2 separate regions of the Homo sapiens genome follow, and region 1 is linked to region 2. A link is a contact called in ENCODE Hi-C data. All regions are on one chromosome and are shown on one strand. Each heading gives the region's core, a stretch centred on a gene start or an enhancer-like site at or near the end of the contact. The rest is flanking DNA. Distances are from core to core; before and after follow the strand shown.

Region 1 (5,618 bases), core at 1,382-3,881, 3.1 Mb after region 2:
GTTATGGAGAGGAGGCCACACAACAGGGACAGAATCAGGCCAATCCAGGCCTTGGAGTCAGCATCTGTCCAATGAGCCCAAGTAACAGGGATTTCAGGATAGGGCCTCCTAGGCTCACTTAGGGAGCCAGGCCTAGGTTTCACTGACACTTTCCTTCATGCCTGCTTTCCTCAGGCAGTGCAGCAGAGCCCTGCGGGAGGCTGCGGGGATAAAAGCCTCCATCTGTGGTACTGCCCACCTCCCTGTTCACAGTATCCTCTTCCCTAGGCCATTCTCCCTCATGGGGGAACCGGCAAGAGGCAAGCCAGAGGTGCTGCCTCACCGCCCACTGGCAGCAGCCCCAGGGAAGGAAGGGAGGGAAGGAGGGACAAGGATCAGGCCTGGGAGGCCCAGGGTTTTCAGACCTAGGGGATCTGGTCCCAGGGGGCGGGCCAGGTTGGCAGGGGAGCCCAGGTGCCCAGGTTCTAGGGGCGGAGCCTAAAGACTGGGAGGCGGAGCCCCAAATGACAGAAGGCGGGACTCAGGAAAGCCGGTGGGGGCCAGGGCGGAGCCGGGCAAGACGCGGTCGTTGCGGTTCCCAGGCTTGCAGTGCAGGGGGCACGGTGACTCACCCAGGCGGCGTCCGCCCGACCCTCTGAGGCCGCGCTCTTGCCACTTCCGTCTCCCGCAGCTGCTGAGGCCGCGCAGTCCCGACCCCACCACAGTGCCCCTCTCCTGAACCAATCATATCTCTAGCCTGTACCCGCCCTGGCCAATGGCCACGCCAAGTCCCGCCCTGCCCCCATCACGCAGCCACCGCCCTCACTCTCGACCCCACTCATTGGTCGAGTCGGGCAAACGCCCTCCCAGCCTTTAGCCAATCGGATGCCTAAAGACGAGACTATACCTGGAGGAAGGAGGCGCGGCGCCGGAGGGGAGACGCGACCAATGGGAAATCACAGCGCGTCCTTGCGGCAGCCAATAGGAGAGCAGTAAAGAGGGGGCTGCTGGCCACTGCTCTGGGGACCGGAAGTGGAGGCGGCTCGTCGCCTACTGGTAGCGCAATTAGAGGCGGGCATTGTAGGTTACATGCCTAAAGCCACTTCCGGTGATGGCCCCGCCCAGGAGGTACTTCTGAAACAGGTCCCCAGTGGCACCTCAGTTTATCCATTCCCGTTTTGGTTTCGCAGCTGTCATCCGGTCCCAACGCCAGAATAGGAGAAAAACCTGCAGGCTAAGAGAGAAGGGAGGGCTGGGCCTGAGGTTCAGTCTTGGTCATCTCCGACTGGCGGCGCTAGGATTTCCCCCTTCCTGTGTCTTGATGGGTTCCTCCAACACTCACTTTGTATCGATAAACGACCCTGCAGTTCTTCACGACCTGCATTGCGCTGGCAGTCCTGAGTGAAGAACTCTCCTCTCATCCCAGAGATGGGAAACCTGGATCTGAGACTGCCAGCTAGCTGCGGCCTCCTAGTCTGTAAAGCGAAGGGAGACCAGGACGCTCCCAAGGACCCGGCTTATCGCCCCTCCCTTTCCTTCCCGGGGACCCAGAACAGACCACAAGACGGAGGGTGGCCGCTGGAGGTCGCCGTGGCCCCGCGATACCACCAACCGACAGAAATGGAGAACAGTTGATTCAGATTCAGCTGATATTCTCAGGTCTGGAGCGGGCCTGAGCGCTTTAATTAGCCCGGGGCTAATGTCCTCACCCATCTTTGTTTATAGAACGTTGAAACTCCAGTACTGTTGGTAAGTTCCAGGAAGACAGGAACTTTGCACTACTTGAACTCCAGGGTCTAGAACAGCCTGCAATCTAGCAGATGCTGTAAATTTTTTAATTAAATACTGAACTCCTGTAGGACGGTGATTGTGTTTTTATTCATTCCCAGCACTTACTATAGTGTTTGGTGATTACAATGGCTGCAGCATTTGTTCAAAGCTCTATCACAGGCTTTCTACAGTGTAGAGCTTAACCTGCCTATCCCTTTTCCCAGATCAGGGGAAACAGAAAGTCAGGAGGTTGCACGCAGTTAATACCTTGTGTTTTCCCAAGGGCAGGTATCAAATACAAAACTGCGTCCGCCGCAGCTGGAATACGCACAGGCATCAAAATGGGGCCTTTTGGGCCGGGCGCGGTGGCTCATGCCTGTAATCCCAGCACCTTGGGGGGCCGAGGCGGGCGGATCTCAAGGTCAGGAGATCGAGGTCATCCTGGCTAACACGGTGAAACCCCGTCTCTACTAAAAATACAAAAAATTAGTCGGGCGTGGTGGCGGGCGCCTGTAGTCCCAGCTACGGAGTCTTGTAGTCCCAGCTACGGAGCTTGCAGTGAGCCGAGATAGCGCCGTTGCACTCCAGCCTGGGCGACAGAGCGAGACTCCGCCTCAAAAAAAAAAAGGGCAGGGGGGACTTTTGGACAGTCCTTTAATATTGGGGAAGTGCCCCAAATTTCTTTTTCTTTTTATTTTTCTTTTTTTTTTTTGAGACGGAGTCTCGCCCTGTCACCCAGGCTGGAGTGCAGTGGCGCCATCTCAGCTCACTTCAAGCTCCGCCTCCCGGGTTCAGCCATTCTCCTGCCTCAGCCTCCCGAGTAGCTGGGACTACAGGCGCCCGCCACCACGCCCGGCTATTTTGTATTTTTAGTAGAGACAGGGTTTCACTTTCTCCTTAGCCAGGAGAAGTGCCCCAAATTTCTAATCCCTTAAGCCAGGACCTTGGTAGCCCTGAGGTGTGATGGGAGACTCTGGACAGAACCACCTGTTGACCTATCCAGGACCCAAATATGCACCACAGGTAGGAATCTTTTTATTACCAAAGGTACTGTATGTGTGAAAGATGGAGAGAGACCCAGACCCCAGATAACAGAGGCATGATAGATATGATCGTCAAGATGGAGAAGCCAGGCTGGATTCTAAGCAGGGACTTAGAAGGGGAAAGGAAGTGGAAAGTTTTCCCCACTCTCCCTTCCCTACTAAAAGCCAGAAACCAACATCTTCTACCATTAGCCTTTCAAAACTGGGTCCCAGGATCTTGATCTCCAGGTCATAAAAATACACACAGGGACACCAGAAGCCACCTACAGATTTATTAAACTTTATTTCCTCTGAGTCTCTGGGCAGTCAGCAGGGATGTAAGGCGAAGTGGCAGTAGCTGAAGGGGCCTGAGCAGAGCTGGTGCTGGGAGGGGCCGGCATGGACAGGAAGAAGAGGAGGAGATTTAAATATCCAGGGCTGAAAGCCAGTTAATAGTTCTCCTTCATCTGTTTTTGTATTTTGTGTAGCATCTCCTGCATCCGCCGCAGCTGGAATAGGCACAGGCATCAAAATGGGGACTTTTGGAGAGTCCTTTAGTATTGGGAAAGTGCCCCAAATTTCTAATCCCTTAAGCCAGAACCTTGGTAGCCGTGAGGTGTGATGGAGACTCTGGACAGAACCACCTATTGACCTATCCAGGACCCAAATATGCACCAGAGCCAGGGATCTTTCTATTACCAAACAAAGAGATACCAACGTTGGTGATCAAACAGGAGACCTCCCCTATACCCCATACTGCTCTCACCTCCTCATCTTTCTCTCGGATAAGCTTCTCAGTTTCTGGATCTGTCCCTGGTGGGACAGCAGGGATGGGGAAGTCGGTACCACTTTCCCGAGTCAGTTTGCTAAAGGGAGAAAAGGGTTGATAAGGCGAGGAGGACCCCAGCACCCGCTTAGATTGAGCCCAGGGCCTATAGAAGAACAAAAGTAGGGCTTGGTCTCACCCAAGGCTAGGCTTGGGATCTCCCCCTGCCAGCTTTGTCCTGGCTTCTGGTCATACTTGCGATTCCGTTCCTTCACCACCAGGCGGGTCATGCTCTGGATGCACTGTGCCCGGTAGTTCTCATAATGTGTCTCCCGTGTCACATCCTTCAGGTCCTGCATGTGGGTACGTACCAGCATTGTCCTCAGCTTCACAAAGTCGCAGTGCCCTGGGTTTTCCACTGCATAGCAAGGCTAGGGGTCAGCCAGAGGCATAGGTAGGGGAGAGCCACTGAGGGCAAGGAGATACCCTGGTCACAGGCTCAGTGCTTTACCTTCCACGATGCCCCAGGGGTAGAGTCGACCCCGAACTCGCCGCCCTCTGGCCTCTACTACAGTGTTGCTGCCAATTACTGCAAATGGGATGCTTTCCTGGAAGAGGTTAGGGGTGCCTGTCAGCACCCTCTGTTCTCACCTCTTTCTTTCCACCTGTATCGTCATCTTCTCTGCTTCATTCTAGGAAGCCAGGGTCCTTTCCCACCCTGATAGCCTGAATATAGAATTCTACTCCCTTTTTCTACCCGGAAGAAATAAGATAGGAATGGGATGCCCTAGAGTGGCCCCACCTTTAGGGCTTGGTCCTGCAATTTGAAGTCCTCATCCTCATCAGAGTCACAGTCTGGGAATTGATAGATCTTGATTCCAAAATGCTCAATCTCCTCCCGGATCTGACAAACAGATGAGGGGCCCACAGTTCTGGGGACCACATCCTTTCTAGAAGCCCACCTGATCCCCTCCCACCACCAGCTTCCCTCACTTTGCGTTTCTTGTGGTCCACTTCGGGAGGTGTCAGTGTGTCTGCCTTAGCCAGGATAGGCACGATGTTGACCCGCTGATGCAGGGCCTTCATGAATTCAACATCCAATGGCCGGAGCCTGGGGAACAGGAACCTGTGACCACCTGCTAGTGGCAGCCCTGCCCCTGGTGCTCTTGGCCTGTTCCCTTGACAGCACCCGGTGGTGCCAGGAGCCTCAGGCTTGGACCATACCCATGGCCGAAGGGTGAGATGAAGTACAGGCAGCAGTGCACCCTGTTGTCTTGGATGTTCTTTCGGTTCAGGCCACTCTCGTCTCGGAAATACTGCTCAAACTGCTGATCAATGTATTCTGCCACAGGCTTCCAGCTGGGGCAGGGACAGACAAGCAGAGAAACTGTGAGAGTGGGAGCCACCTAGTGAGCTCTGGGACTACAGAGAAGTAGCCCACTCCCTGAGCAGTGTTTTTAAGACACTGTTATTCCCTGGCTTGCTTTACTAAATCTTTAGAGAAATTCCTGAATGGGGTGGGGTGTATCTCACATGTCCTGATACAAAATTAGACTGAGTACTCAGGCAAGTTTAATAAATACTAGCTTGATGAGAGGGAAAGGGCCCAGGTGATCAAACAAAGCAGTAAGAATAGGCTGGGCACGGTGGCTTACCCCTGTAATCCCAACACTTTGGGAGGCCGAGGCGGGTGGATCACTTAAGGTCAGGAGTTTGAGACCACCCTGACCAACATGGTGAAACCCTGTCTCCACTAAAAATACAAAAATTAGCTGGGCGTGGTGGTGTGCACCTGAGTAGTCCCAGCTACTCAGGAGTCCGAGGCAGGAGAATCACTTGAACCCAGGAGGCAGAGGTTGCAGTGAGCCAAGATCATACCACTCCAGCCTGGGTGATGGAGCCAGACTGTCACAAAAAAAAAAAAAAAAAGAAGAAGAAGAAGAAAAAAAGAATAGCAAGGTGGCTGCAGGCAAATACCAACTGGAAGCCAGGGAAACCCTAAGTCAGGTTTCCAGTGTAACCTCAGAGCCTCTTTGCTCATGTGTTTCTACCCTTTCCTCTACCTCTCCAAACCCACTCCA
Region 2 (5,384 bases), core at 1,254-3,753:
GGGGATACTCAAGTGTGAAACATAAAATGAGGAAGATAAAATATGCCTCTGTGTTCCAGTGAAATTTTTCACATCCTAAGTTTGTTAAGAAGCCATCATTGCATAAACCCTCCTCATGCTCCTCCATCCAGTCCCAATAAATCTATCAGGAGGGAGGAAGCATGTCTCCCTTCAAAGACAGTGTGTCTCTCCCTCCAGTTCCTTTGCAATTTACCTACCTGGGAATGCTCAGAAAGATATATCATGAACACAGCATTAAAAGATGCAGAATAGTACTACTCTCAGCATTTTAATGTGTGAACCACAAAAATCAGGACATTCTCATTACATTACTTTTTGTTTATAGGCTTTATTTCCAAGTTAAAATTGATGCTTAGAACTATGTTTCCAACCTAGCTTATGATAGAAAACCAAGAAATTATGAGATCACACAAATCTTCAAAGAAAATCAGGGTAGATCTAGATGTCATCAAGAAAGAAACTGTTAAATATCCATTGAGAAACACACAAGCCCCCAAGAAAATTACAGTCTATGCCACACCAAAAGAAAATACCTGTATTTTTAGTTTTTAAGTGAATAATAGCGCAAAAATCACATTACAACTGTGCTAATAAGGAATGGAGAGATCAGTGTCCAGCAAAAATAATTAAAAAGTCAGTTCAATAAGCTGAGAGGGTAGCATCCTAAATGAAGTTGTTGTTGTTGTTGTTTTAACAGTTTTAACGTTTGTGCAACAAATAATTGAACAGGGTTTGTTTGTTTTTTTTCTTTTTAGAGGATCCAAAGGTATAGGTAAGAATGACAAACTCTTAATCAAACAAGGAAGGGGCAATTTCACAGAATATTGCCACTGTTCTCTGAAAACAGGAAGAGCACAGACGTGTAGAGAAGTAAAACCAAATCAAACCGCATGCACAGGGCTTCACTGATCATGACTGGAGTGCATGTTACATTCTCTCTAAAAGCCCCTCCGGTCTTCATTTCTGACATCAGGTTCTAAAGTCAGAACACTACGGTTCCATTTTGCCCTTAGACACACCGGTATGAAGTTCCACTGGGGGAACAGTGCCAAGCATTCAACACCCTGACTGATAAGCAATATATTCAGAAGTCAATCCAAGTCTTCAAGCTGATCCCCTTCCTGGTGGCCCAGACCATGGCAACTCTTCTGTGCATTTGTTGCCTCCTTTACCCTTTGGGACTGGGGGAGGAATGAGATGGGTGAGAGGGCAGTGAGGGCATGGAGATTGGAAAGAAAAAAAAAATGTGTACTTTAAAATTCTGAAATAAAAGGTAGTGTCTAAAAACTCAACAACCTTCTTGGAAGATTTCATGCATTTCTTAAAATTTCCCCTGTCACTGCACCCCCAGCAAACATGCTGGTGGTGAAGGTCCGGGAATTCACACAAAGGGATGCAGTTACCATATGCCCTGGAGAGGTGAACTTTCACCCACTTAAACAGAAAAGAAAAGCCCGGAGTTCCTCTCAGAGTCATGGGCTAACCTCCATCCATTGTTAGACGGTGGAGCCCCAGAGGGGAGTAAGGCCACGGCGCCCCCCAGCCCGGCATTTCCACCAGCTCTACAGTGAATGAGCAGTCGGCCAGCCTTCCGGTGGCGCCTCCACGGTTCCTCCTCCTCGTTTCCTAACACCGGCGCCTCCACAGCAGGTCTCGCCACCCGAAAGCTAACATGCCCCTTCGCAGAGCCCAAAAATAGCACCGCCCTGGGACGTTCAGCTGGAGAACCAGCAAGGCCCCTACACGGCCAGGCAGGGCTAAGCTGGCGGAGCGTGCCTCAGTTTCCCTGTTGCTAGGGCCGTTCACAAAGCACCCAAAATGCCTAGCACCCCGCTTTACGACAAATCTCTCCGCAGGGCGCCACCCCGTTCCGCGCGCCCCGGGAGACCCCCACCCTGGAGGTAAAGGGATGGAGGCCAAAGCCAGGTCGGAGGACTCGGGGGCGGTGCCCGGGGCTGGGGTTCGGGTTCCCAGAGAGAGCCAGAGCCCAGCCTGTATGGGGGTCGGGAGGGTGAGCCCCAGGAGCAAAGGGATCCCCGGGAAGGAGGACAGGCTTGGAGTCCCGGGGCCGGGAATCCATCTGAGGTCCGCAGATCGCGAGGGGAGACCCGGGTGAGGCAGGAGCTCCCATCCTTGGAGGAAGGGGATCGCCCAGGGACAGCAGGGTGGGGAATCCCCAGGGAACTGATCCCTGGCCAAGGTGCGGGATCCACCCAGGATGAATCCAGGTGAGGAGCCGGGAGCCGTGCGCTTAACGGCGGGATTTGGGAACCCGCTTCTGACACGGGCAGCGGGACCGGGACGCCATCCCTCTCACCGCTGGAATCGATTCTTGAACCGCATTGATCCTCTGCTCCTCCTCGGGGGCCAGGAGCTCCGTCTCGTCAGCACCGGCGGCCGGGCGCGCGGCCCTCATGGGCTTGGGCTGCTCCGGAGGCCGCCTGCGTGTCCAGCGGAACCCTTCGGCCGGGTAGGGTCGGAGTGGGCCAGGCCGGGGGTCGGGACAGGGCTGGGGCCAGACCGGGCGGCTGGGGGCGGGAGGGAGGCCGCTTCAACGGCCCCAACACCTCCCGCCTCCCGCCTCCCGCCTCCCCGGCTCCTCCGCCCCGGGGCTCCTGCGCCCCGCCCCGGAGCCCGGCTCCGCCCCCGCCGGCTCTGTTCGCCTGCGTGCACCCGCGGTCGCCGGCGCGTCAGCGCGCCGGTCAGCCAATCGGCACCCCGAGCGGCGCGGCGGCTACGCTGCCATTCATTCCCGCCGGGCTCGGGCAGCGAGGCGGGGCCTCGCTGGGGAGGGGCGGGGCGAGGGGAAGGGGAGGAGCGCGGGAACGCGGCGCCCTTCTGTAAGAGACAAGTTGGAGAAGAGATCGAGGGAGGGAGAGAAGTGGTGAAGGAGGAGATGGACCAGGAAATCTTAAAAGCATTGTGAAGAAAATAGCAGCAAACAAGCAGCCCTACCTCATTCATTTTTTCTTCATCATTAATTTCTCCATCCCTCCTTTCATTTATTCCTTCATCATTTTGAGGGCCAGCTCCCGCGAGGCTATTGTGAGAGGATCCAGGGCAGAATGAAAAACCTGTCCTTGTCTGACCCTTGAGGGAGTTGAGATCTCTGAGCGTCTTCTAACTCTGAGATTCAGTGAGATCCACAAAAGGAGGAATCCTCTGCAAGGATCCTTTTATGTTATCCTCCAGTTTATTTTTTATTTTATTTTATTTTTATCCAGGCAGCTTTCAAATAAACGAGTTGACTTGAATCAGGGTCCTGTCGCTAAACCTAAACTCAGAGGGCTTCCTGGAAGAGAAGTTCAAATAAAAATGAATGAATGGGCCAGGTGCTGTGGTTCATGCCTGTAATCCCAGCACTTTGGGAAGCCAAGGTGGGCGGATCACCTGAGGTCAGGAGTTCGAGACCAGCCTGGCCAACTTGGTGAAACCTTGTCTCTACTAAAAATACAAAAATTAGCCGGGAGTGGTGGCGGGCTCCTGTAATCCCAGCTACTCGGGGGGCTGAGATGGGAGAATCACTTGAACTTGGGAGATAGAGGTTGCAGTGAGCCGAGATTGCACCACTGCATTCCAGCCTGGGTGACAGAGTGAGACTCTGTCTCTCTCTCTCTCTCTCACACACACACACATACACACAGAATGAATGAATGGGTGATTTGTCGAGCCTTTCCAGGATCACTGATGGAAGTTATATGTGTTCCCTTCCAGGTATCGTGTCCATACCCAGCCCCCAGCCTGCAGGCTAGAGACTCTGAAGTGGCATGAGGCCAGCCTGCTAGGAGTGCTCATTCGACCTACAGTAAAGCATTGGAAAGCCAGGGAATTCTGTCACCCATAATTCTAGTTCCCTTTCCTTGAACCTTCCAGAGAGGTGCTTTCCATGCTTCAATCTTCCCAAGAGCTCCTCCAGATGGGCATTATCCAACTTATTTTACAGATAAGGCTGAGGCTTATAGTGGTCAATAAACTTGCCAAAGGCAAAAGTAAGGCTCCTACCTACCTTTCGCTAACTTTAAAGACCCACCTCCTTTCAGTACGTCAGACTATCTCTCCCTGTTTTAAAGCAATACACTTCTCTAAAACAAAACAAACAAAACAAAACTTCATCTACCCGCACCCTCAACACTAAATCGGGAAAATGAACCTGGAATGAAAGTCTGCTTCTTATCAGCTATGTTGGGCCACTGGGCTAAAACATCAGTGCGGGAGGGGAAGGTAACAAAGGAGATAGCTAATAAAGATAGATGAAAAATAGCCATGTGTAATAACATAAGAAGGGTTAAAAAATAAAACAAGGAAGCTCAATTGTAACAGATGTACCACACTGTTGGGGGATTTTGATAACAGGAGAGGCTATGTATGTGTGGGAAATCCCTGTACTTTACTCTCAATTTTTGAGTGATCCTAAAACTTCTCTGGAAAAAAAAAAGTCTTTTTTTTTTTTTTTTTAAAGGGCCAGGCACAGTGGTTTGCACCTGTAATCCCAACACTTCGGGAGGTCTAGGTGGGAGGATCGCTTGAAGCCTGGAGATTGAAACTAGCCTGAGCACCAAAGCAAGAGTTCATCTCTAACAACAACAACAACAAAATTAGCCAGGTGTTGTGGTAGGCACCTGTAGTCCCAGCTACTTGGGAGGTTGAGATGGGAGGATCACTTGAACCTGGGCCACAGAGTGAGATCCTGTCAAAAAAAAAAAAAAAAGAAGGAAGGAAGGAAAGAAAGGCAGTGCTGATATATGTTACAACATGGATGAACCTTGGAAACACTATGTTAAATGAAAGAAACCAGTCACAAAGAACTGCAGATTGTATGATTCCATTCATACAAAATTCCATTTATATGTCCCAGAACAGGCAAATCTATAAAGACAGAAAGTAGATTAGTGGTTGCCTAGGGCAGGGGAATGGGAGGGGATTGAGAAGTGATGGCTAAGCGGTACAATGGTTCTTTTGGGGTCTAATGAAAATTTTCTCAAATTGTGATAATGGACGTACAATTCTGTGAATATATAAAAGCCACTGAACTCTACACTTTAAGTGGGTAAATTGTATGGCATAGGAATTCTATCTTAATAAAGTTGTTAAAAGATTTTGAAAAATTTTAGTTTCTGTAAAAAGGTTGAAATAGAAATATCTGGAGCACAGAGATCGTCTTATTCATGTTTGTATTTCTTGGATACTTTTAACAGAAACTGACACACAGTAGGTGCTCAATAAAGTTATTCATATGAACTTAATTAAAAAATAACAAAACGACAACAACACAATGAGCCAACAGATGCCAGATCACATCTTATTAGTGATGTAGGAATGTGCAGAGATAAGAAGTGAACTGAGTATGATGAGCATAATGAGGA

The links. A loop is a pair of places that touch in the nucleus more often than their neighbours do. Pooled maps may share reads with other maps.
Region 1: a map of CD8-positive, alpha-beta T cell shows a loop between it and region 2 (12-fold over the local background). The contact joins the promoter of SEPTIN4-AS1 here to the promoter of MMD in region 2. A Hi-C loop is called at or near these places in 4 of 168 maps with a recorded cell type or tissue (CD8-positive, alpha-beta T cell, gastrocnemius medialis, naive thymus-derived CD4-positive, alpha-beta T cell and 1 more) and 10 of 50 pooled maps.

Annotation. Positions count from the first base shown.
Region 1 is chr17:58,517,206-58,522,823 of GRCh38, forward strand. It overlaps SEPTIN4-AS1 (SEPTIN4 antisense RNA 1), which reads left to right and starts at 2,632. Exons shown (of 5, transcript NR_110810.1): 1 at 2,632-2,772. It overlaps SEPTIN4 (septin 4), which reads right to left. Exons shown (of 14, transcript NM_001368771.2): 8 at 4,762-4,896; 9 at 4,531-4,648; 10 at 4,340-4,441; 11 at 4,049-4,145; 12 at 3,793-3,955; 13 at 3,538-3,637; 14 at 3,051-3,280. The coding sequence ends at 3,221. It also overlaps a transcript of MTMR4 not described here. RefSeq lists enhancers at 1,191-1,936, 1,284-1,383.
Region 2 is chr17:55,419,332-55,424,715 of GRCh38, forward strand. MMD (monocyte to macrophage differentiation associated) reads right to left here and starts at 2,504. Exons shown (of 7, transcript NM_012329.3): 1 at 2,339-2,504. The coding sequence starts at 2,364. RefSeq lists a silencer at 2,445-2,904.